2 separate regions of the Homo sapiens genome follow, and region 2 is linked to region 1. A link is a loop called in an ENCODE intact Hi-C map of the cell type or tissue named here. Cell type or tissue: PC-9. All regions are shown on one strand.

The links. Hi-C counts contacts between places; a loop is a spot of excess contacts. Peaks named below come from ENCODE experiments on the same cell type or tissue, not always from the same donor. Only the 100,000 strongest peaks of a DNase experiment are listed, where the experiment ranks them.
Region 2: it touches region 1 in a loop (2.2-fold over the local background); 1 of 110 quality-filtered maps calls a loop at or near these places.

The regions. Positions count from the first base shown.
Region 1 is chr5:38,592,898-38,597,897 of GRCh38, forward strand. LIFR-AS1 (LIFR antisense RNA 1) reads left to right here. Exons shown (of 9, transcript NR_103554.1): 2 at 2,025-2,172. It also overlaps a transcript of LIFR not described here. Among named protein-coding and RNA genes, the nearest start is that of MIR3650, 38 kb to the left of the region's middle. In PC-9, no CTCF peak of the experiment used is centred here; a DNase peak (open chromatin) is centred at 2,704; H3K27ac peaks cover 430 bases.
Region 2 is chr5:38,504,631-38,509,630 of GRCh38, forward strand. It overlaps LIFR (LIF receptor subunit alpha), which reads right to left. Exons shown (of 20, transcript NM_001127671.2): 8 at 1,873-2,002; 9 at 1,275-1,444. Among named protein-coding and RNA genes, the nearest start is that of EGFLAM-AS5, 39 kb to the left of the region's middle. In PC-9, no CTCF peak of the experiment used is centred here; no DNase peak of the experiment used is centred here.

The sequences.
Region 1 (5,000 bases):
CAGGAAAGAATCAAGGAGAAGGAGCAGCTGGGCGTGGTGGCTCACGCCTGTAATCCCAGCACTTTGGGAGACCGAGGCGGATAGATCACGAGGCCAGGAGTTCAAGACCAGCCTGACCAACATGGTCAAACCCTGTCTCTACTAAAATTACAAAAATTAGCCAGGCATGGTGGTGCACGCCTGTAATCCCAGCTACTCAGGAGGCTGAGGCGGGAGAATCCCTTGAACCCAGGAGGCGGAGGTTGCGGTGAGCCGAGGTCGAGCCACTGCACTCCAGCCTGGGTGACAGAGCTAGACTCTGTCTCAAAACCAAAAAACAAAACAAAACAAAACAAACAAACAAAAAACATAAAAAAGGCAGGGGAGGGGAAGATGTCCAGTATGAAACTGGGGGGGATGTTAATGAATTCTGTTAGAATGGGGAATCTGGCATAGGTAAAAACTTAAACCTATGCTGTCTAATACAATTGTTGCTTGCCACATGGAGTTAAGTTTAAATTATTCAAATGAAATGTAACTTAAAAATTCAGTTCTGTCACATGAGACACATTTCAAGTGCTCAATAGCCACATGCAGCTAGTGGCTATTATATTGGACCACACAGGTGTAGAATATTCTCATCATTGCAGAAAATGCTTTCAGACAGGGCTGACATAGAAGATGCATCAGAGAAGAGGAGGGGGATAGACGGGTGGGTAGATGAGAGGGGCACATAAGGTAATTGCAACAGAATGAATGTTTATGTCTCCCCCAAATTCATATGTTAAAATCCTAACCCTTAATGTGATGGCATTAGCAGGTGGGGCCTTGGGGAAGTGATTAGATTGTGAGGGTAGAGGCCTCATGAGTGAGATTAGTGCCCTTATAAAAGGGACCCCAGACAGCTCCCTTGTCCCTTTTGCTATGTGAAGACATGATAAGAAAACGGTCCTCTAAGAACGAGGAAGTGGGTGCTCACCAGGCTCTGATTCTGCCTGGTGCCTTGATCTGGGAATTACCAGCCTACAGATCTGTGAGAAATAAATGATTTTTGTTTAAGCTACCCAGACTATCGTATTTTTGTTACAGCAGCCTAAACAGAAAAAAATAGAAACGTTTACCAGGAAAAGTATATGCTAGATGGATAAGGGGAAACAAGAGAGACAGGACACACGGACGTGATCCAGGGAAAGGTCTTGAATTGGGTTAGAGCTTGGATTCAAGGCATTGGCTGGCTGCGATAAAACCTTTGCGCATGTTTTTTTAAATGGTGTTCCTCTGGGCAGAAGCATCCTGTGGTTTTGGCTAGTAGACAGTTCTTTGTGCAAAGAAAAAAGTGTACTTTCCTCAAAACGATGGAGATGGTTAAAAGATCAGTGGTTGTCAGGGCCTGGAGAAGGCAGGGAAGAAAAGAAGGATGAACAGATGGAGCACAGCAGAGTTTTAGCAATAGCAATGAAGCTATTGTAAGATACTATAACGGTGCATATATGTCATCACACGTTTGTCAAAACCCATAGAATGCACAACACGAAGAGTATACATAGTATACATAGTAATGTATACCATGAACTTTGGTTCATACTAATCTATTAATATTGATTCATCAATTGCAACAAATGTACCACACTAACATAAGATGTTACTAACAGGGGAGACTGGGAGTGGGGTGGACAGGGTGGGCAGGGGTATATGAAGCTCTCTGTACTTTGTGCTCTGGCTTTTTATAAACCTAAAACTGCTCTAAGAAATAAGGTCTAGTAATGAAAAATAAAAAGGGAAGCTATTTAACTATTTCTCATAAAATATTTTCAGGCACTCTAAAAGTCTTCATGTTCACATACACAATGACATGACAATAAAACACACTAATCTGGTTTTAGCTGATAATCTAATGTAGTTATATGTGATTCTATCAATATCTGACATGGAAAAAAAGCGAAACAATGTACCTTCCTCTAGGTTTCCACAGAGCAGCTTCAGGCATTCATCTTGGTGAGCAGTGTGCAAGCTGGATTTTCCTAACCACTTGCTCTCTTCCTCAGGTGTCTGTGCGGTGCAGAAACTGTACAACTGTATACAGTGACCATTTCTACTCTGGGTCTCTAAACAAGGGCTGGTATCGTTACAGAGACTGAAGACTGAGGAAGACCATCTCTGTAGGATGCCAAGGATTGACTGGAGAAAGTCTGGGTAAGTACAGGTCACAGGAAACCACACAAGAAATACACTTTTGTAGGACAAAGAGGTAAGGTCAGAGCCCTGAGAGACCCTCACAACTGGTATTAAAGCAGAGTGAAAAGAAATCTAAAGGGGGGACAGGTCTAAGGGGACATGGGACACAAAGCCAGGAAGGAAGGAAGCAAACCCCAGCAGTGCTGTACCTGGAGGGCGATGAATGAGTCGCAGAGGCTCCCTTTCTGAGCTGGGATTAGGAGTTGATAATGGTCTTGCAAGTGCAGTTCTGCAGAGCGAAAGGGCCCGGTGCCTTGCAGCAGAGACACGTTCTGGGAGAGAGGGTTAGGATTTGAGTAAGTTCACACTAGGAGGCTATATATACATGTGTGGCATTGCCCAGGGACTGGAGGGAAAGAGGAGAAGGAAATGCATCACAACAATGACTGGAATGCATCAGCAGTGCAAAACAAAACTCTTGGGAAAACCAAATTGTGTCTTGGATTGTGGTTCAAGGAACTAGTAATGGGATAAAAAGCTTTTGCCTCCAGGCCAGCAGCATGAGTCCAACCCAGGTTAGGAGTCAGCAGTGTGTTTCAGATGTCAGTGTGAAAGGAATCCATGGGGCCAATCTAACCTTCTAGTATTAGAGTAATCCTGAAAACCACAATAGGTCTTTTTTTTTTTTTTTTTTTTTTTGAAACAGAGTCTCGCTCTGTCTCCCAAGCTGGAGTGCAGCGGCTCGATCTCGGCTCACTGCAAGCTCCGCCTCCCGGGTTCCTGCCATTCTCCTGCCTCAGCCTCCCGAGTAGCTGGGACTACAAGGCGCCCGCCACCGCGCCCGGCTAATTTTTTTGCATTTTTTCAGTAGAGACGGGGTTTCACCGTGTTAGCCAGGATGGTCTCGATCTCCTGACCTCGTGATCCACCTGCCTCGGCCTCCCAAAGTGCTGGGATGACAGGCGTGAGCCACCGCGCCCGGCCCACAATAGGTAATCTTAGCAGCCTGCTTCATGAGATGACTGGGAAGGGAAGATGAATTGTGATACTGGCTCATTCTTAGCCACGGAGGGAGCCTCTTTAGAATAAGACTGGAGCAATATGGACAATTTGTACCACTCCTTTATATATAGGCCAATGCTCCTCGAAGCTTGATTCATGGACCAGTTGCACCCAAATCACCCTGGGCTGCTTATTAGCAATGCAAACTTTCCTGGGTCCACTCTAGACCAAGTGAATCTGCATCGTTAGGTATGGGATCTGGGAATCTGCATTTTAGCTTCTTATGTGATTCTTGTGTACACCGAAGTTTGAAGATTATTGGGGCAGATCAGAGGTTCTCAAACTTTAGCAAGCATGAGAATCACATCACTTAAAGGGCTTGTGAGCTTACAGGTGCCTGGGCCCCACCTCCAGAGTTTCCAATTCACTATCTGGGATGGGGCTTGAGAAGTTACATTTCTAAAACATTTCCAGGTCATGCTGCTGGACTAGAGACCACACTTTGAGAACCATTGCTGTAAATAGAGCTCTTTACCTGGCTCGGACAGTGTAAAATCGCCCTTACCATTCATCCACATAATTCAGCTAGCTTCTACCATCCTGTCATATAGATGACTAACACCCATGACCTCTTTTTCACCTTGTTAGATAACTTCCAGTTTTAAATTGACAATATGAAAAACGATCACACCTGGTCAACCCTAATCTTGTATATTGTTCTGGTTCCAAATGTTTATATTATTATCAACACTGTCCTTTCCTCATTTTTGGCGGTGACCTGTTCAACTTTGTGTTACCTTGGGCTTCAAAATGCAAAATCAGCTCCTTTCTTTGCTTGCCATAAGAAATGGCATGCAAGAAAAAAAAAAAATGCTTCCAAAATAGAGGAACCTGAAAATATTCTGAAATTCAGAAGGTGTTATTTTGGGGAGCCTTTCTGGGACAGGATGTCCCCATCATCAGCTAGAGGAAGCCCAGCTTCTGATAAACAAAGTTGTGCCTTGCACAGATCAAAGGGAGCCATTTATTGAAGGAAGGGATGGAAGTATTTGATGAGGCCCTTCTGCAGACTCCCTGTAAACAGGATAAACCCTATCAATGAAAGCTTATACTCAGCCAGGCCACAGTCCCCAGGAACAATGGAGCAACAAGAACATTGGGTGGTGAGGAAAGAGCCTTGGTCCAGACAAGATTGTTCTGCCAAGAGAATGGCCGTAAACAGGATTAGTTGTAATGAGATTATGAACTTAGGACCTGGAGGCCTGAGCTGGAGAGTTCAGTGTTACATAAAGAAAAGACACAGAAGTAGCTCGTGGGGTGAGAGGATGCCAAAAGGACAAGGACTTTTCCTTCCTAGCATCCCTCTAGCCCAGGGGTGCCATCTCTCTGGGGAGGAAAAATTAGTCACTGTAATTGCACATATTGCTTGTGGGAGTAGACAAACTAGGGACTAAAGCACCAAAGTAGTGGGCCTCAATTAGGGGATGCTGGCAATGTCTGAAGACATTTTTGGTTGTCACAACTGGGTGAGGTAGTGCTACTAGCATCCAAAGGCAGAGGCCAGGGATGCTGCTCAGTATCCTACAATGCACAGGACAGCCTTGCACAACTAAGAAATATCCAGCCCCAAATGCAGAGGTTGAGAACCCCTGTGCTGGAGTGACGGAGAGGGAATCCAGCTAGGATGCTGGTAGATGACCAGCTGGAGACGGAGCGTGGCAGTGGTGGGGAGGGAAGGGGCAAGTATTTCATGGGCTTAGTCTAGAGGGACTTCACATTAGCAGTCCTCAGAAGGTGAAAGTTGGTTGTTGAGTGGGGGTGCATGGAGCAAGAAAGTTATTTAT
Region 2 (5,000 bases), 88 kb before region 1:
CAATAATGAAGGTACAGCGAGGCAAACTGCATATTACACTGGTGATAGTGTGTATGCCCAGTTGAGTGGCGGGAAAGAATCACATGGGAAATAAGGCTGAAATGGCAGAGGGCAGACAAATACATACAAATACTACCATGCAAGGATAAAATGTAGCCATGGTGACACTAGGAAAAATCCAGAAATCGCAAAGACGACAGGAAAGAACAACTGATAAAAGTGACTTATGCTTACAAATAAGGCAACAGGATCATCTACTAATCAGCTGTGAGACTGTATGAGACATGCCTTCGGTTTAGGCCCTTTCTCCCCTGCCTGAGTCTCTAAGAGAAGGTCTAGGCCGTTGCTCAGTGTGCTGTGAGCCTGACATGGAGTGTTAATGCACATGGACCATGGGAATGAATACCAAAAAGACCAAGCACATTTTATTTTTATTTGGAGCTATATATTAATACGATTGGTAAAAATGCAATCAGTAATAAAAGGGACGAACTATTAATACATACAACAACATGGATGGCTCTCCAGGACATCCTTAAAAAAAAAAATGCCAAACTGCATACTGTATGATTTTACTTATGTAACAATCTCAAACTGATAAAACAGAGATGAAGAATAGATTCGTTGTTGTCAAGGCACAGGGATGTGACTGTATGTACAGGGGATGCTGGAAGGGCAACATGAGCAAGTTCCTTTGTAGTGACAGGGCAGTTCTGTATCTTGCATGTGGTGGTGGTTACCTGAATCTATACCTATAAATTGCATAGAACTACACACACACACACACACACACACACACACACACACACACACACGAGTACAAATGAATGCACATAAAAACTGAGCAAGGTCAGTAGTCTAGTTAACAGTGTTTTAAGAGTGTCAATTCCCTGGTTCTGATATTGTACTAGAATTATATAAGATGACACCACTGGGAATAGCCAGGGGATGGGTTCACAAGGCTCTTATTATTGTAACTACCAGTGAGTCAACAATTACTTCAAAATAAAAGTTTTTAAAAATTGGGCAGAAGATATTTCAGAAATCAAAAATTATCAGAAAGAGTAAATTACTAATTCAAGTATTTAAATTCAATAAAATAGTAAAACTTGAAATTATACATTTAAAGTTTTTATAAATAAAATTTATGAAATTAATATTAAGTAACTATAAAGAAAATAATCAGCAAAAAGTAATCCCTATAAGCATTTTTCATTAAAGCATTTCACCACTTTTAAAGTTATTTTTAAGACATTAGTTTATGTACAGCTTACCTTTTTCAGTTATATTAACTAAAATTGTTGATTGTGATCGACCCAGCGGATTGTGAGCATTCAAAGTAAAATTATATATTTCTTGATTTGGAAGCATTTGAAATAATAATTGATAGCTTTCGTTTGTAGGTGCTTCAGCTCTTTTAAGTCTAACATATTTTCCTGAAAAACTGTTAATTAACAGAAAAATAATTTCAAAATGGCAAGAGATAAATATTGCAGGAAAAAACGGGCAAATTCGTAATACTTAATTTGTATAAAAAGTTTAAATTTCTAATTAGAAGCATATTACATACTCAGAGAAGAAAATGTATGTGATACAGAAAATAGAAGAAATTAATCAGCCATAAGTTTACTACCGAGAAACAGTCTCTGTTCATGTTCAAGTGTTCTTCATTCTAAGCTTCTTAAAAGAGGAGACATAAAATTGAGTGTACATGTGGCTGAACTGCAGTGCTTATAAGTGTAATTTTATACAGCATATTTGGTTTTATATCTTGTTTGTAACATAAATGATCTAGTGCAGTTCCCTATGTCATTTAACATGCACTTCCAACGTACTCCTTGCCATCTGACATCTTTTCCCAGTTATCATTACCTTTCAACTAAAGTGTAGCTTGTAGCACGTGGGCCCACCAACGCTGTCACCCTTCCTGGATTCCAACTACATATAATTTCTTTTAAATCATGTGTCTCACAATTCAGTTGTTGAGGAGTATCTGGTGGATCTAACAGAAAAAAAATGCAGGTACTTATGATTACATATATTTTCCCTGAAAACATAATATTTTATAAACGTCAATGTTTTCCACAATTTCCTAAAAAATGAAATAATTTACTATTTACATTTTACTTTTGAATAATGCAGGAATTATTCTCTCTGTAGCATGTCTTGTCAGAGTTCATATTACATTAGAATTGACAGATTAAAATATACTGAAAAATGACTCTTAGCTCATCTGGAAACTCCCTGTAGCAACTTGAAATATCAGTTGTCACTTTTTTTCCCTTAATCCTATTTCAGAGGCTACCAAATCTCTCAAAGAAACCTGAGTCTAATATGTTGTCAGAGAAATCTACAGGTTAAAAGTATTATCATCTATCATCAATATACTGTGATTCGAAAAGAAATACCAAATCATATTGAAAATCAGTAAGTCATGTTACATGTTTCAGAGTTCTAAAATACATTATAAGTACTGTTGTTTAGAAAACTCTTGGTAAAATTCTGCATCTCAGTATATACAAACTGACTGCGGCTCTTTTGTTGTTTTTCTCTTTATCAAAACTGCTCTCCCCAGCTTTAAGGCAGGACTAGAAAAATTAAAAGAAATTTTTTTTTTTTTTTTAAGACGAGACCTTCAAAGTGATAAATGAGCCCAGGTGCAGTGGCTCACATCTGTAATCCCAGCACTCTGGGAGGCCAAGGTGGGCAAATCACCTGAAGTCAGGAGTTTGAGACCAGCCTGGCCAACATGGTGAAACCCCGTCTCCACTAAAAATACAAAAATTAGCCGGGTGTGGTGGAGGGTGCCTGAAGTCTCAGCTATTCGGGAGGCTGAGGCAGGAGAACCGCTTGAACCTGGGAGGTGGAGGCTGCACTGAACCCAGATTGTGCCACTGGAATCTGGTCTGGGCGACAGAGCGATACTCCGTCTCAAAAAAAAAAAAAAAAAAAGTGATAAATTAAAAGTCTGCAGTCTGACACTGCTTATTGTAGAAATTCATATTTCTGTAATCATGTTTAACCATACACATATAGAAACTGGTATTTCCTCTCTCATATTTATCCAAACTATCTTTCACTTTAGGTAAAAGTTCTTTTTTAAAAAAACTACTTGTTTAAAAATTCTGTAAAATTTTTTTTTCACAAATCTGAATTAAAAAAAAAATACTCCTTAGTTTATCAACCAAAACTTGGAAAATTTCATACCTTCCCCAGAGATAAGGATAACATCCTTCAATGATATTTCAGGTAACATTAAGAGGATTAATGAGTGTTTATATGAGAGTTTAACAATTAGATAAGTAAACAAACATTGACATATTTATTCTGAAAATTGTTTTAAATCTAAGGCCAAATATTCAGTCACTCTATTAAAACCACATACCAAAAATATGGAATATATTTAAAATGCTGGTTATTTTAGGATTTGGTAGATATTAAGTTGAAATATTAAAATCTAAATAACAAGAGCAAATAAGAGATAAATAGAAGGACAGACAGAAGGGGAAAAATTTGAGAGGACAGTATTTGAAATGTACTAATTTTCTTTTCAAAGAAATTAACTTATAAAATAATCAACTGAAGCTACTAGGTTAAAAGCTAGGTATACATCAACTACATTTTTATATACCAGTCAATAGAAAATGCAATTTAAAAAACAAAGTCATTTTTAATAATATCAGAAAACACCTAGCACTAGGAAAAAATTTACCAAAAGACATAAAGACCTCATATTAAGATGAATTAAAGAAGACTCAAGTAAATGTAGGGATATACCATGTTCATAGTTTGGGAGATACAAATATTGTAAGAATGAAAATTCTCCTAAATTGATCCACGGATTTAATGTAATCCCAATCAAAACGCCAGCAGGTTTTGATTGGGTAGGTGTGTGTGCACGCAGACGTGTGTGTAGGGAAAAACTAACAAGCCGATTATAAATTTCTTTTTCTTTTTTTTTTTTGAGACGGAGTCTCGCTCTGTCACCCAGGCTGGAGTGCAGTGGTGCGATCTCAGCTCACTGCAAGCTCCGCCTCCTGGGTTCATGCCACTCTCCTGCCTCAGCTTCCCGAGTAGCTGAGACCACAGGCGCCTGCCACCATGCCCAGCTAATTTTTTTGTATTTTCTTTTTTTAATAGAGACAGGGTTTCACCGTGTTAGCCAGGATGGTCTCGATCTCCTGACCTCGTGATCCGCCCGCCTCAGCCTCCCAAAGCGCTGGGATTACAGGCGTAAGCCACCACACCCGGCCTAAATTTCTTTTCAGTCTTTTCCGTAAATGGTGGCTTAACAGGATATCCATAAAGAAAGGAAATAAATGAATCCTGATACCTAACTCACGAAATAACCTGCTCTTATAAATTTCCTAAAAGTTCTCTCTGAAGGGAGATGTTACTGCTGCTCAACAAATATTGTACAATATTTCAACCTCCAAACGTTATAAATGAAGGTTAAACTATAAATTAGCTTGTTCTATTACTATGATAAAAGATTACAACACTGTCTGAAATAACACAAATGGAAACAGTGCACAGTCTCATTTTTTAAGTTTTAATTTCTTCTTTCATACTTTTAAGTAATAGCTCACTTTTGGTACTGCTCACGAAGCAACTTCACTACATATACCACTGGGTCTCAACTTAGACTCCAGGACTATTTGTGAGAAATGTTGCAAGTAATTTCCTAACATTCCATTAAGAAGGATAATATGATTTCCAGGATTTAAATTTGAACATAACCTCACTTTCACTTGAATTCCAAATGCATTACTGAGCAGACAAAAAGAGAGTCAGATTACAGCCATCAAGCTGAGACGAGCACCTAAACCCGGCTATTCCTTTGGGAATACATCAGTATCTGAATGAAATTCATCACGAAGTACTGTATGAGTAAACGAGAGAGCTGCTGATCTAGACCACAGCTGAGAATCATAAAAAGAAAGAAAGAAAAAGCACTAAGGAATCAAAAGAAATATCATAAAATCTAGTCAATCTATCTT